2 separate regions of the Homo sapiens genome follow, and region 2 is linked to region 1. A link is a contact called in ENCODE Hi-C or POLR2A ChIA-PET data. All regions are on one chromosome and are shown on one strand. Each heading gives the region's core, a stretch centred on a gene start or an enhancer-like site at or near the end of the contact. The rest is flanking DNA. Distances are from core to core; before and after follow the strand shown.

Region 1 (5,835 bases), core at 2,795-5,294:
CAGTGAGAAATACAAAGACTGTGAAGGGTTAGTGAAAGGAATTCTATTTAGGTGGCATTCCAGGGCTCAGAAAGTTTGGTAAGGACAATGAGGGCCATTAATTTTTTTAAATCATTTTATTTTATTTCAATAGTTTTTAGGGAACAGGTAGTTTTTGGTTACAGGGATACGTTCTTTAGCGGTGATTTCTGAGATTTTGGTGTACCTGTCACACAAACAGTGTACACTGTATCCAATATGTAGTCTTTTATCCCTTAGCCCCCATCCCATCTTTCCCCCTGAGTACCCAAAGTTCATTATATTATTCTTTTGCCTTTGCATCAGCATATCTTATCTGTACTTATAAATGAAAACATATTATGTTTGGTTTTTGCACTCCTGAGTTACTTCACTTAGAGTAATGGCCTCCAACATCCAAGTTGCTGCAAAAGACATTATTTCATTCCATTTTACGGCTGAGTAGTATTCCATGGTGTATATATACCACATTATCTTTATCCACTTGTTGGTTGATGGGCATTTAAATTGGTTCCATATTTTTGCAAATGGGAATTGTGCTGCTATAAACACGCGTGTGCATGTGTCTTTTTTGTATAATGACTTCTTTTCCTTTGGGTAGATTCCCAGTAGTGAGATTGCTGAATCGAATGGTAGTTGTACTTTTAGTTCTTTAAGGAATCTCCATACTGTTTGCCATAGTGGTTGTACTAGTTTACATTCCTACCAGCAGTGTAAAAGAGTTCTTTTTTCGTCACATCCATGCCAACATCTATTATCTTTTGATTTTTTTTAATTAGAGGGCCATTAATTTTTTCATTTGCTGCTCTTAAGGGTACAATCCCAAACAAAAGTTCACTCTCATCAGTGGAGAAAATAGCTTTGAATTTTGAACTTCTACATACTCAATTATAATTTAACCTGTAAGCTTCAAATAGCTAATGGCAATATCTATTTGGTATAACACACACACATACACATTCACAATCATTTTTTCAATCTGGCTTTATAGTAGGAAATACAATTGAGAAACTTCAGAAAAAAGGAGGCCAACATCTCAAACTTCTCTCCTAAACCTGGTTAGTTTTTTTTTCTTCTATATTTTAGTTTCACAAATTTAGGTATAATATTGAACTCCTTGTTAGTATAAAAGTTTAGATGTTGAAATAGTTTACTTACAAACCTAGTATATCGCCAAGAAGCTGGCAATATAAGAGGACATTTGATTCGTTAATTCCTGCAGGTATTTTACATCATTATGCAAATACTAAAAAAGTATAAAATAAAGTGATCTATAGTTTAAAGCCAGATAAGAAATAATGGTAGCCATAACAACAACAGCAACAACAACAACAATAATAGTTGCTAATAGTTATTGATTGCCTACTTATGCTACTCTCTGTTCTGAGCACTCTGATCATACCATCTAATTTCATCCTCACAAGAATATTGTGCAGTAGATACTGTTTCAGTCCTTTACTAGTGAGGAGACTGGCTCTGAAGTAATGTCAACAGCAAATGTCAAATCAGAATGTCCTAATACAAGGAAAGCTTAATTTGGGGTTTACAAGTCAATGGAGTTACCCTTATAATTACTCTGTGGGACTTAAAATGAACTAATAAAATGAAGTTCCAGCATGTTTCATAAATGTTTATTACATATATGATCCCTAGGTATTATATAGTATATACTACATTTCTAAACATTGCAAAATAATAATTTATTCACTTAAAAGATATTTATTGAGTTATTGCTGTCACCTGCCAGGAACTGTTCTAAACAGTGGGAATATGGTAGTTACTGAAACAATATCCTGTGCTAATAGAGCTTATTTTCTAGCATTACTGTATTGTGCATATCATATGTCAACTTGTTTGTCTCAAAAATTTGTTTCAGGATTAATCCATATACACATAAATTATTTTATGTTTTTGGTTGAAAACATAAAAGTATACCACAATTAACTGCACTACTCATAAACTGAAACATTCTTCAATTTTCTTTTATTATAAAGGATGCATTTGTGCCTGTGTCTTCTTGTGTATATGAGTAAGAATTTTTGTCTGGTGTGTAAATTTATGTATTTGCTGGGATAAGCTAGTTTTGCTGCCATAGGAAGCAACCTCCAAACCTCAGTGGCCTAACACAAGAGAAATTTTTTATCTTTCTCACATAAAATCTGTTAACAGGTTCAGATGATCCTTGAGGACAGCTCCTGACCATGTATGTGGCTCAGCATTCTGAGGCTGACTTGATTTTGTGTCCCCTACACATTAGCATATGCTTCCAAGATCATCTTCACAAGGCAAGATGGAGCTTGAGAGTCTTACACTGGCAATTACATATCCAGCAACACATGACAACATTGTTTGACTGTAAATTATTGGCTAGAACTAGTCCCACCCAAAGACATGGGGACTAGGAGTTTAATCCTTCTATATGCCCAGAAGAAGGAAAGAATATTTTCTCAATCTATCTGTGGAATTGCCCTGCCATTGAGTAAACACATTCTACATTTACAAGATACTGGCAAATTTATCCCCAAAGTGATAGTTCCAAGTTTATATTCCCATCATATGGATAGAGGATCCCTGTTTTCTCACAGACTCACCAGAGCCTGACATTGTCAGGCTTTATAAATGCTGGGCAATCTGATGCATGTGAAATGGTATCTCATGGTTTTAATTTGTACTTCCCTGGTTACTGGTGAGGCTGAATATTTATTTAGTTTCTGAAGTTTGCCTTTAGGGAGGAAAAGAGTGAAAGTGGGGTGGAGGTAGATATGAAGGACTTTAAATTTATCTTCATTGCTTTATTTCTTGAAAATATGATTTGAAAAAAGTACAGAAAAATGTGGGCAATTGTTAAATTCAAATAAAAATACGTTAAAGTAGCCTTACTCTTTTTGGTTACCACATTAAAGCAAGTTTAAAACTTATAATTGTTTTTAGAGCCACTTTTGCTTACCTCCAAGCTTGGAAACATGTTTTACTGTAACCCTGGTGACAAGACACACCCACAGATTCCCAATAAGTGCTCTTGAGACTTAGTACCTTTGCCCAACTTCAATTTAACTAAATCTCTTGGGATTTGGCCATCAGGAAAAAGAACATACTTGCTTTAATTCCAGTGAAAGTGAAATTGTTCTTGAGAATCCATAAATGTGAGAGTCTATGAGAAAGAGTATAGTGGATCTTTCTGACATGATGGATAGAGGAGGAACATTTACAGAGAAAGCAGTTCACTATATTTACCATCTGAAAAAAATACATATAAAAGCATTTAAACTTTGGACTTATTTATTATTTTTAATGTATTTTTATTTACATATGTGATTTTTGAAGAAAAATATAATCATTTCAAATTTAATATTACAGGTTAATTCAGCTAATTGGGCTACTCCACAGGTAAATATATTTTTTAGTCTTAATATCTTTGTAATTGAATTTGAAACTAAAATGTATCTGCTTTTTATTTTCCCCAGAGAATTTTTGTTTTAGTAATAAATTTCTTCTGTGACATACAGTCATATACTGGTTGATTTTGAGAGTTTCTTGATTTCCAGTAAACAACGTACTCCAAATTCTGATTTAAAAGATTTGTTTTGGTTTTTCTCCGGCTTTTTCTTTCCAGTGTTTCAGTGTGGGTTTTCCACATTTGATCTGACCAAATTTGGCCTCATGTCTCTGAGTTTTGGGTAGTTAAAGAAACTGTATTTTGAAATTAAATTCTTCCTTATATTTTTCTTATCTGTGAATGTTCCCAGAGTTTAATTCTTGGCCATTTCTCTTTCTCTTTTGTATGCTTTCCCTGAATCAACTGTGACTCATGGTTTTGACTTTCACTTCCATGTTGATAGCCCTCCTCTTTACAGAACTTCTTCTATTTATGCTTTGGTTAGGTTCCAAAAGGTTGGTTTAAGTCTGTTTGCAAAGTGACACTTAAAATGAGTAACTGCTAACACCCTCTGATGGTACCAGGCAAAGTTGATTGTTTTTTTTTGTTTTTTCTCCTTTTCCTGGCTCAGCGAGTTCGTTTGAGTCATAAGAGAAACTTTTGTTTCGTTTACCCCAGCTTCAAAATTCTATATATCTCAGCTGCTTTTGGGACTTACTCCCTTTGTGCACTATCTCCTCAAACTAAACATATTAAAATTTGAGATCATTTTCATCTCAAATAAGCTGTGACTTTCTCTCTCTCTCTCTCTCTCCGCTGCCTTTATTTATTTATTTATTTATTTATTTATTTATTTATTTATTTTAAAAGTAGATGATACCATTCAATTCACTGGAACTCAGAGTCTCCAAAATGCTTATTCTTCTTTCATCATTTTCATTTCATACATTTATTTGCATCAAATCCAGTTGTTTCTCTGGAGTCTTACATTCTTTGCCAGACCATGATGGTGGGCTGTACATTCAACATCATGCATTAACTACTGTAGTTTCAAAATTAATCATCATATGTGTTGAAAACTATGGCAGAGTGCTACTTCTCTCAGTCTTCTATGGCTCCTGTGTCTTCTACCTACTGCTACTCCATCTATCTTCCTGCAAGGCCGGTTTTACATGCTAGTCTTTGGCTCAAAAGCCTATATGGACCCATGATTATTACTGGATAAGATTTAGACTCCAAAGATGGCATAAAATGCCACAATAATTGGATTTACACAAATAGATAAAATTTATTTTCTATCTTTATATAGGGAATCCTGAATTTCATGAAATTCGGACATTTGCTCACAGATGCAACTTGCACATTTGCTACTGCAAGCTTTTACTCATTCTGCTACTGGCCCTGGATTGCCCTCACCCTCTTTTCTCATATGAATCTCATTGATATTTTAAGAACCTGAAATCCTTCTTCAACATCTTCAGTTTTCAATGCCCTCATTTGTTGTTATTTATTTGTTTATTTTGAGGCAGAGTCTCACTCTGTTGCCCAGGTTGGAGTGCAGTGGTGCGATCTCATCTCACTGCAACCTCCACCTCTGGAGTTCAAGTGATTCTCCTGCTTAGCCTCCCGAGTAGCTGGGATTATAGGCGCCACTCCACCATCCCTGGTTAAATTTTGTATTTTTAGTAGAGATGGGGTTTTACCATGTTGGCCAGGCTTGTCTCAAACTCCTGATCTCAAGTGATCCACCCACCTCGGCCTTCCAAAGTGCCAGGATTACAGGCATGAGCCACCACGCCCGGCCGATCCCCCATTTTAAAATCATTTTATTATAAATGCAACACAAACTTAGAAGATTTCAAAAGTCCAGGGAATCTTCACAACGTTGGAAAAAAAAAAAGCATACTACCATCTCATCTAATCCTGAATGATTTACTTTGACTTTCATCATTATTTTCATGATTTCATCATTATATTGAGTTTCAGATACGTCTTACTTACTACCCAGTTCCAACTTCATACCTTCAGCTGCATATAGAACTTTCCCACCTGTATGGCCATAATCTCAAGCAATTATTACCGTTTTAACATATTTTTCCAGTCTTTTTAAAAATATGCATTTTTATATGTTCAATGATTTTATATTATAATATTAGGCAAAATGTAAAACAAAACTTGTAATGGCTGTATTTCACTCTAACATATATATTTGCTCACCATTCCGATATAATAACGTATCTTTAATTTTAATTCCTCATTATTTCTTACTATACATGATGCTAAAGAGAACATTTATATATATACATCTTTGTCTAATTTTAGATGATTTCTTTATGTTAATCTCCTAGAAATAAAATTTGGGGTCAAAGGTATGAAAATTTTAGTTAAAAAATGATATTGCTAAATTGCTTTCAAGGGAGGTGTTACTGATTTAGAATTCC
Region 2 (6,300 bases), core at 2,301-4,800, 110 kb before region 1:
TAAAGATACACTGTAATTCTAAGCCCTTGGGTTCAGAATGGGATAAAGAATTCTTCAGAACATGAAAAAAGATACAGGGGGAGGTTAAACATGGTAAGGGTTTTCTAATGCTGGGGTTCTTTGGAGAAGGAAAAGTGGATCTATAACTTTTCTAGGAAGCAAAACCAAAAGGCCAGAACCACCTTTCCTTTTATTCTTGCCGGTCTGCAGAAACCTGTGCTTGCCCACAGAAAGAAACTCAGAAACACTTGGGCCTATAAACACTGGCATCCCAACTGTACTAAATCTCTGCCCAGCTATTTTGGGTAGGCTAGAGGAAAAATAGCAGACTGCAAAGGAGGAAGCTTGGGGACCCGCCAAGGCCATGACGTACAGTTTTCCAAGCAAAGGTTATGGCTGAATCAGAAAAAGCATGTCTGAGTCAGGCTCAGATACAAGGCTTCCTCTTCTCAAGTTCCTCTGCTTATCTCATGGGCAGAGAAGGCTGGAGTTCACAGTGACTCTCCACCTCTCAAAGGTGATCCGACAGGTCACCACACAACATTGTGTTGAACTTTCATGAACCTAGAAGGAGGTGCTGGTTGGAGGTATTCTCTGTATCGTTTTTGTTTTATTTTGCCATTTGCCCAACAAACCACCCATTTACCTTTTTTAATGAAGCCAAAGATTCCCAGTGGAGAAATAATTAGAACCACTGTCATTTTTCTAAAGTCATTTGATGTTTCAACAGCTCCAATGAGTGGCTGCACAGCAGTATTATTCACACTACTCTTAGCTTGGAAAAATAAAGAAACTTTGAAAAAGAGTATTTTTCTTATGTTAGGTTCTTCTTAGTTTCTGGATCCAATAGCTGGGCAAGTGATTTATTTTTCTTTTATCAGATGTGGATGGAATTGGTAGCAGGGTCATCTACTGGATAGTGAATAAAATAACTCAGGAAAAAAGTCACTGCATTCCAAACTTACATGTAAATAAATCAAGTGAATTCTGTCTTTTTTCTTCTTGTTTCTTGTGGGAAGGATCCAGGTAACCTCTGTCAAAATCTCAGTTTTTCAGAAAAATGGCTTTCTATCTTAAATGGCCAGGTAACTCTTGGACAAATGATTTAAATAATGGATCAGTTTTAAGTATAAGTATCTTAGGACTATGCTGCTTCTTTGTCCAGGCTCAGTAAGTTCAAACATGCTCAGTAATGATGTGAATGCTCAACTTGAAATCACACAACTAATGTTTTAAAATGTGAACTTTTTTCATAAAGAAGGACTATATTTTAAAAACAATTGTATTAGTCAGCTCATGCTGCCAAGACAAATACCATAGACTCAGTGGCTTAAACAACGGACATTTATTTCTCACAGTTCTGGAGGCAAGGTGTCAGCTGATTTGGTTCCTGGTGAGGGCTCTCTATCTGGCTTCCAGACGGCTGCTTTCTCTATCTCTTCATATGACAGACAGAGAGAGAGAGAGAGAGAGAGGGAGAGAGAGAGAATGAGAGAGAGAGAAAGAGAAAGAGAGAGAGAGATCTGGTGTTTCTTTCTTACAATTATACAAGTTTTATCAGATCAGGGCTCTACCTTTATGACCTCATTTAACCTTAATAACCTCCTTAAAGGACCTATCTCCAGTATAATCTAATGGGAGGTTAGGGTTTCAACATATGAATTTTTGCAGGGCACAATTCAGTCCCTAACACCAATTGTGGGTAGTATGAAACCGTTTGCCTTACCAGTAAGTCTTGACTTAAGAAACAGATCAGTGAAGGGCCACACAGAAGTAAACAGCAACTTTGTTTTGACATTTTCTTTTGTGGGAGAAGAAACATAGATGTATAAAAAGGTACCTCCTTCTCCCATATCCATTTTAAATTAAGAACAAGGGATATATAATGGAGTCACCATTTTAAGAACTTACTTCAACTGCATATTTAGTTTGATTTAGAAAAAGGGAGTAAGGAACTAGGCACAGTGGCTCATGCCTGTAATCCCAGCACTTTGGGAGGCTAATGCAGGTGGACTGCTTCAGCTCAGGAGTTTGAGACCAGCCTGGGTAACATGGTGAAACTCTGTCTCCACAAAAAACAAAAAACGAAAAACCTCCAAAATTAGCCAGACACAGTGGAGTGTGCCTGTAGTCCCAGCTGCTCAGGAGGCTGAGGCAGGAGGATCACTTGAGCCTGGGAGATTGAGGCTGCAGTGAGCCATAATCATGCCACTGCACTTCAGCCTGGACAACAGAGTATGACCTAATCCAAAAAAAAAAAAAAAAAAAAAAGAAGAAGAAAAGAAAAGAAAGAAAAAAGAAATGGGGAGTGAGGGAGAGTGAGAGAGTGAGAGAAGAGAAATGTTGAAAAAGAAAGAGAAATAAATGGAGACAAAGATAGTCTTAAAGAAGGAAAGCCACACGCTAGAGAGGAGAGGCCCGTGCAGAAGAGTAGATGATTGAGGGACATGGAAAGATTGACCCATGAGTGGTGAGGTCGGAGGAGCAGCCACCTGTGGTTGTCTAGCAAATGGGTTAGTAGAGGCTCTGGCAACAAGTATATGGATTTGAAACCTGCCTGATCTCACCAGTTATTCACTGTATGGCCTTCAGCAAATTAAGGCCTGAACTCAATTTGGTAATTATAATACTTATCTCATGATCTTATGATAAGGATTACATGAGATAATTCTTAATGCCTGACACATAGTAAGAGCTCAATAAATGTTGGCTACTATTATTACCACTTGTCCCCCTTTGACAAGTGCTATGTAGCTGTTGTTGATAGCTCCTCACGTGGAGATCACACCCAGGTTATTTTGTCAGGATCTGGAATTTGTTTCCCATGCTGATTATGGACTCTGAGTTTTTTTTCATAGGATGTTACTCTAGGCATCTTAATTTGATGTAGACTCTCCCCTACACCAGATTGTAGCTATTATAGATGGTATTCCTGACGGTAAGATTTTGACTTATTGAGGCTTATTATAGTTGAGGCCTAATGAAGATCTCTTAGTGGATATGTATCATTTGATATATCCATTCATGCATTTAAGAGAAATGAGAATTGGCCGTTGGACTTAAAGTACTTCAAGTCTATTTGTGTTAAACATGATTTGGGTAAATCCCATATTTTTGAATCTAATTTCCCCTTTATTAAAAAGATATTTAAAATGTTTGTAAAATATGATTCACTGAGTGAGTGGAAGTTCTGAAAGTTCTTGTTTATCTTCCATTTTTGCTTTTTTAAAATTCCAGGTTCCTGTGTTCTAGAGACAGGCAGTTTCATTGGGGATTTCAACTTGTCACCAGAAGCAGGAAGTATCAGAAAGCTTGTGATGTGACCTGCTTTTGTGAAATTTGCAGTTTGGCTTGACAGATGAGGATGCTAGAAAAAGGGTCAGCTAAGACAGACTTGAGAGATGCTTGTTACTTTGCCTGGCATCCCCAAGACTGCAGTCCTGATCATGTGGCCCTGCATGTGTGTCAGAATTTGTGAGAAGTGTATAGGCAAATGGAGGCATGACAACAAAACCCTGGTTCTTTTATAACCCCTCGTTCCTTCTTACTTTCTGTTCTCATTCTTACTTTCTCATGTTTCCTCTTTTTCTTGGCCTTCTTTTCTGCTGCATTTCAAAGAACAAGGCCTGTTTGGATTGTAACACTAGTTCTGAGAAGAGACTCATAACAGGCAGTGGAGAGAAGGTATGCAGAGGAACAGAGCAATGAAAAGGAAGCTATTCCAGTGCACATAAAACCAAAACTATGCTCTCTGTTACATTCTGTCTCTATTGAGGGTTTTTATAGCAGATCCTTTGGAGTTTTATTTTACATGGTGATCTCTCTCTCTTTCTCTTTGACTTTTAAATTTATACCCTCTCTCTGCTATTGGCCCTACTAGAAATTGCATATTCATACACTATTACCATGTCTGCATGAATAAACAGATTCCAAACCTCTGTTGTCTGATATATTACACCAGGAATCTCATCATCTGAGGTAAGACTCAGATGATGGGGTGGTTGTGGCAGGATGGGGGACTTGGGGATACACTTAGCAAAAGTTATGGGAAGGCAGAGGGGAAAGGTTGGATTGCACAGCACCACTATTTCCCTTGAGAACTAGTCACCCCCATTATAACTATTTGCATTCTCCGCAAAGCCTCCATTTCTCCCTTTCTGCTTTTCTAATTTTCTCAGCTGCTCTGCTGCTGGGATTGGTCTGACTGCAGATCTCTGGGTTGCGGTTCTGGGCCTGTGTGCTTCTTGTGTAGTGTGCCTCTTTAGACTGACTTTGCAGCTCTTCACTCAGGGATGTGGCTGGCATACTTTCTTTTCTATTAGTATACTGTTCAATTAGTGTTGTGTGACAGGCCATGATAGTGTCTACAGCCTCGCTGGGGAGTGGCAGAAGAAACCTGCTTTTTGTCTGGTGACCCTACAGGGACTTCTCCATCAGGATTTGAATCTCTGATGCACAACTCACTGCATCTCATTCTCTGCTAATTTGCATCTTAAGCGAAGCATCTTACTTTCTAGTCATCCATATTTATGATCTATCACAGTACATGGGTGACTCTTTTCAGTGCAATTTTCCAATGCCATTAGTTTCTGTATTCCAAATTAGGGCCACCATGATAAATAGGCAAATAATTTAGCAGATTTCAAATAAGGATTAGATAAACAGCGGTAAATAAGAAAAAGATAATAATTGTACCTAGGCCAACTTAGAGAAAAATATGCACATTTGATGTCAACATCTGATTACCTTAAATATAGTAATAAAATGTGCCTTAATATTTGTATAATATTTTAAAATATACCAAACATTTTCACATGCATTTTTCATGTGTTCCCATCTAAAAATCTGTGAAGCTGGCAGAATGGGAATATAGGTGACAAGACTATTAAAAAAAGGCTTATCAAAAAGTTACAGAGTAGAGCTGAAACCCTAACCTTCTGTCTTAGACCTGTACTCTTGGCACTATAATATGTTGTTTGATAGAGTAATTTTAGATGCAATAAAGGTTTAGACAATTTAGTTCAATTCAACAAAAAACAACTGAAGCTCCATGGTAGGAATTGTGTTAGGTTCCAGGAACACAAAGATGAAAAAGAACTGAACCTTTATATTTGCGTGGTTTACTAATTTCTGCACCAATATACATACATGCTCAGTGATTAGCCTGGGCTTGTATGGTCTGGATACATGACTTAGCATCACCTCTCTTCAACAGCATTCTAGGACAGAGCTAGCTCCCATGTGAGAAATGAGGCTCTATTCTCTTTTAAACCAAAGAGATCTTGCATCCCAGGCCACACTTGCTATTCTCAGCTTAGTAGAAATAGCTCTTTCCATATGTCATGAAGGTGAATCCTAAGATTTGGAAGGTATTGTGGCCACCTTGATGTCCTGTGTCAGATGTGTCAGGATGGATGCACTTAACCTGTTCAACTTTGTCATGGCTTCACTAGGAAGTGTGTCTCCTAGTGAAGGAGAGTGAACGAGACAGAGTTTGGATGGGTTGCAAGTGGAAGAGGTTGAAGGGATCTATGGTTTGATTGGCCGTAAGAGATACTGTATTATCCTTGATCATCTCTTATTAGAAGGTTCTCCTCGACCTTGAGAAGTATATTTCTTGTTACCTTATTGTAGTGACCATCTGATTTCTCTCCTTTCTTGCTTGGATGATTTAGTCTGTACTTCTAACTCCTTTTTTTTGTTGTTGTTAACCCTAATTCTTTCTTGTTAGCAAAAAATATGGCTTTCCCCTCTCCTCCTTCCTTACCTTCTCAAGGGTACAAATGACCTAATTGCTCAAAAAATACCAATATTTTTTCTGTTCTCATCTTCTTTGATATTACCATAATAGAAGACAGAAATTACCAGAACTTCTTTCTTAAAACTATTCTTTTCTTGGCTGAGACTCACAAATTCTCTATCCTTCAAGTTTTTCTTTTCTCCACCTCACTATTCTTATTTCTCCTGTGGGCCCCTGGAGGTAGATGCCACATATTCACTAGAGTGTTTGTCCTCTAACTGGATAATTATATTTATGTTCACTGGTTCAATAACCAACTATGTGACAATCTTTCACAGATCAGGAAAGCCATTAAATCACTTTAGACAGAGGATTAGCAACTTGCTAAAAAATATCTGTATTAAAAATTTCCACAAATCCCCGTATTAAAAAACAAAGCAAAAAAAAAAAACAACCTGTTATTGTTATCTTTTCTGACCTAAACCTGTTCTTACTCTTGTATTTTCTGTTTTAATGTCATTACCATCCACCCCATGTTGCAAATGAGTCAACTTTGACTT

Evidence for each region. Hi-C counts contacts between places; a loop is a spot of excess contacts on that map. ChIA-PET counts read pairs that join two places held with the same protein, here RNA polymerase II (POLR2A). Pooled maps may share reads with other maps.
Region 2: a pooled map shows a loop between it and region 1 (2.6-fold over the local background). The contact joins two enhancer-like sites. A Hi-C loop is called at or near these places in 2 of 37 single-sample maps with no recorded cell type and 5 of 50 pooled maps. POLR2A ChIA-PET finds 5 or more read pairs at or near these places in 1 of 52 experiments (GM12878).

Annotation. Positions count from the first base shown.
Region 1 is chr5:90,019,405-90,025,239 of GRCh38, reverse strand. No RefSeq gene overlaps it. Among named protein-coding and RNA genes, the nearest start is that of MIR3660, 5.6 kb to the right of the region's middle. Within about 2 kb of position 4,044, at least 7 of the 41 ENCODE cell types and tissues checked have a DNase peak (open chromatin) inside an H3K27ac peak, as active enhancers do; they include GM12878, where a contact is called at or near this core.
Region 2 is chr5:90,129,186-90,135,485 of GRCh38, reverse strand. No RefSeq gene overlaps it. Among named protein-coding and RNA genes, the nearest start is that of MIR3660, 120 kb to the right of the region's middle. Within about 2 kb of position 3,550, at least 2 of the 41 ENCODE cell types and tissues checked have a DNase peak (open chromatin) inside an H3K27ac peak, as active enhancers do; they include GM12878, where a contact is called at or near this core.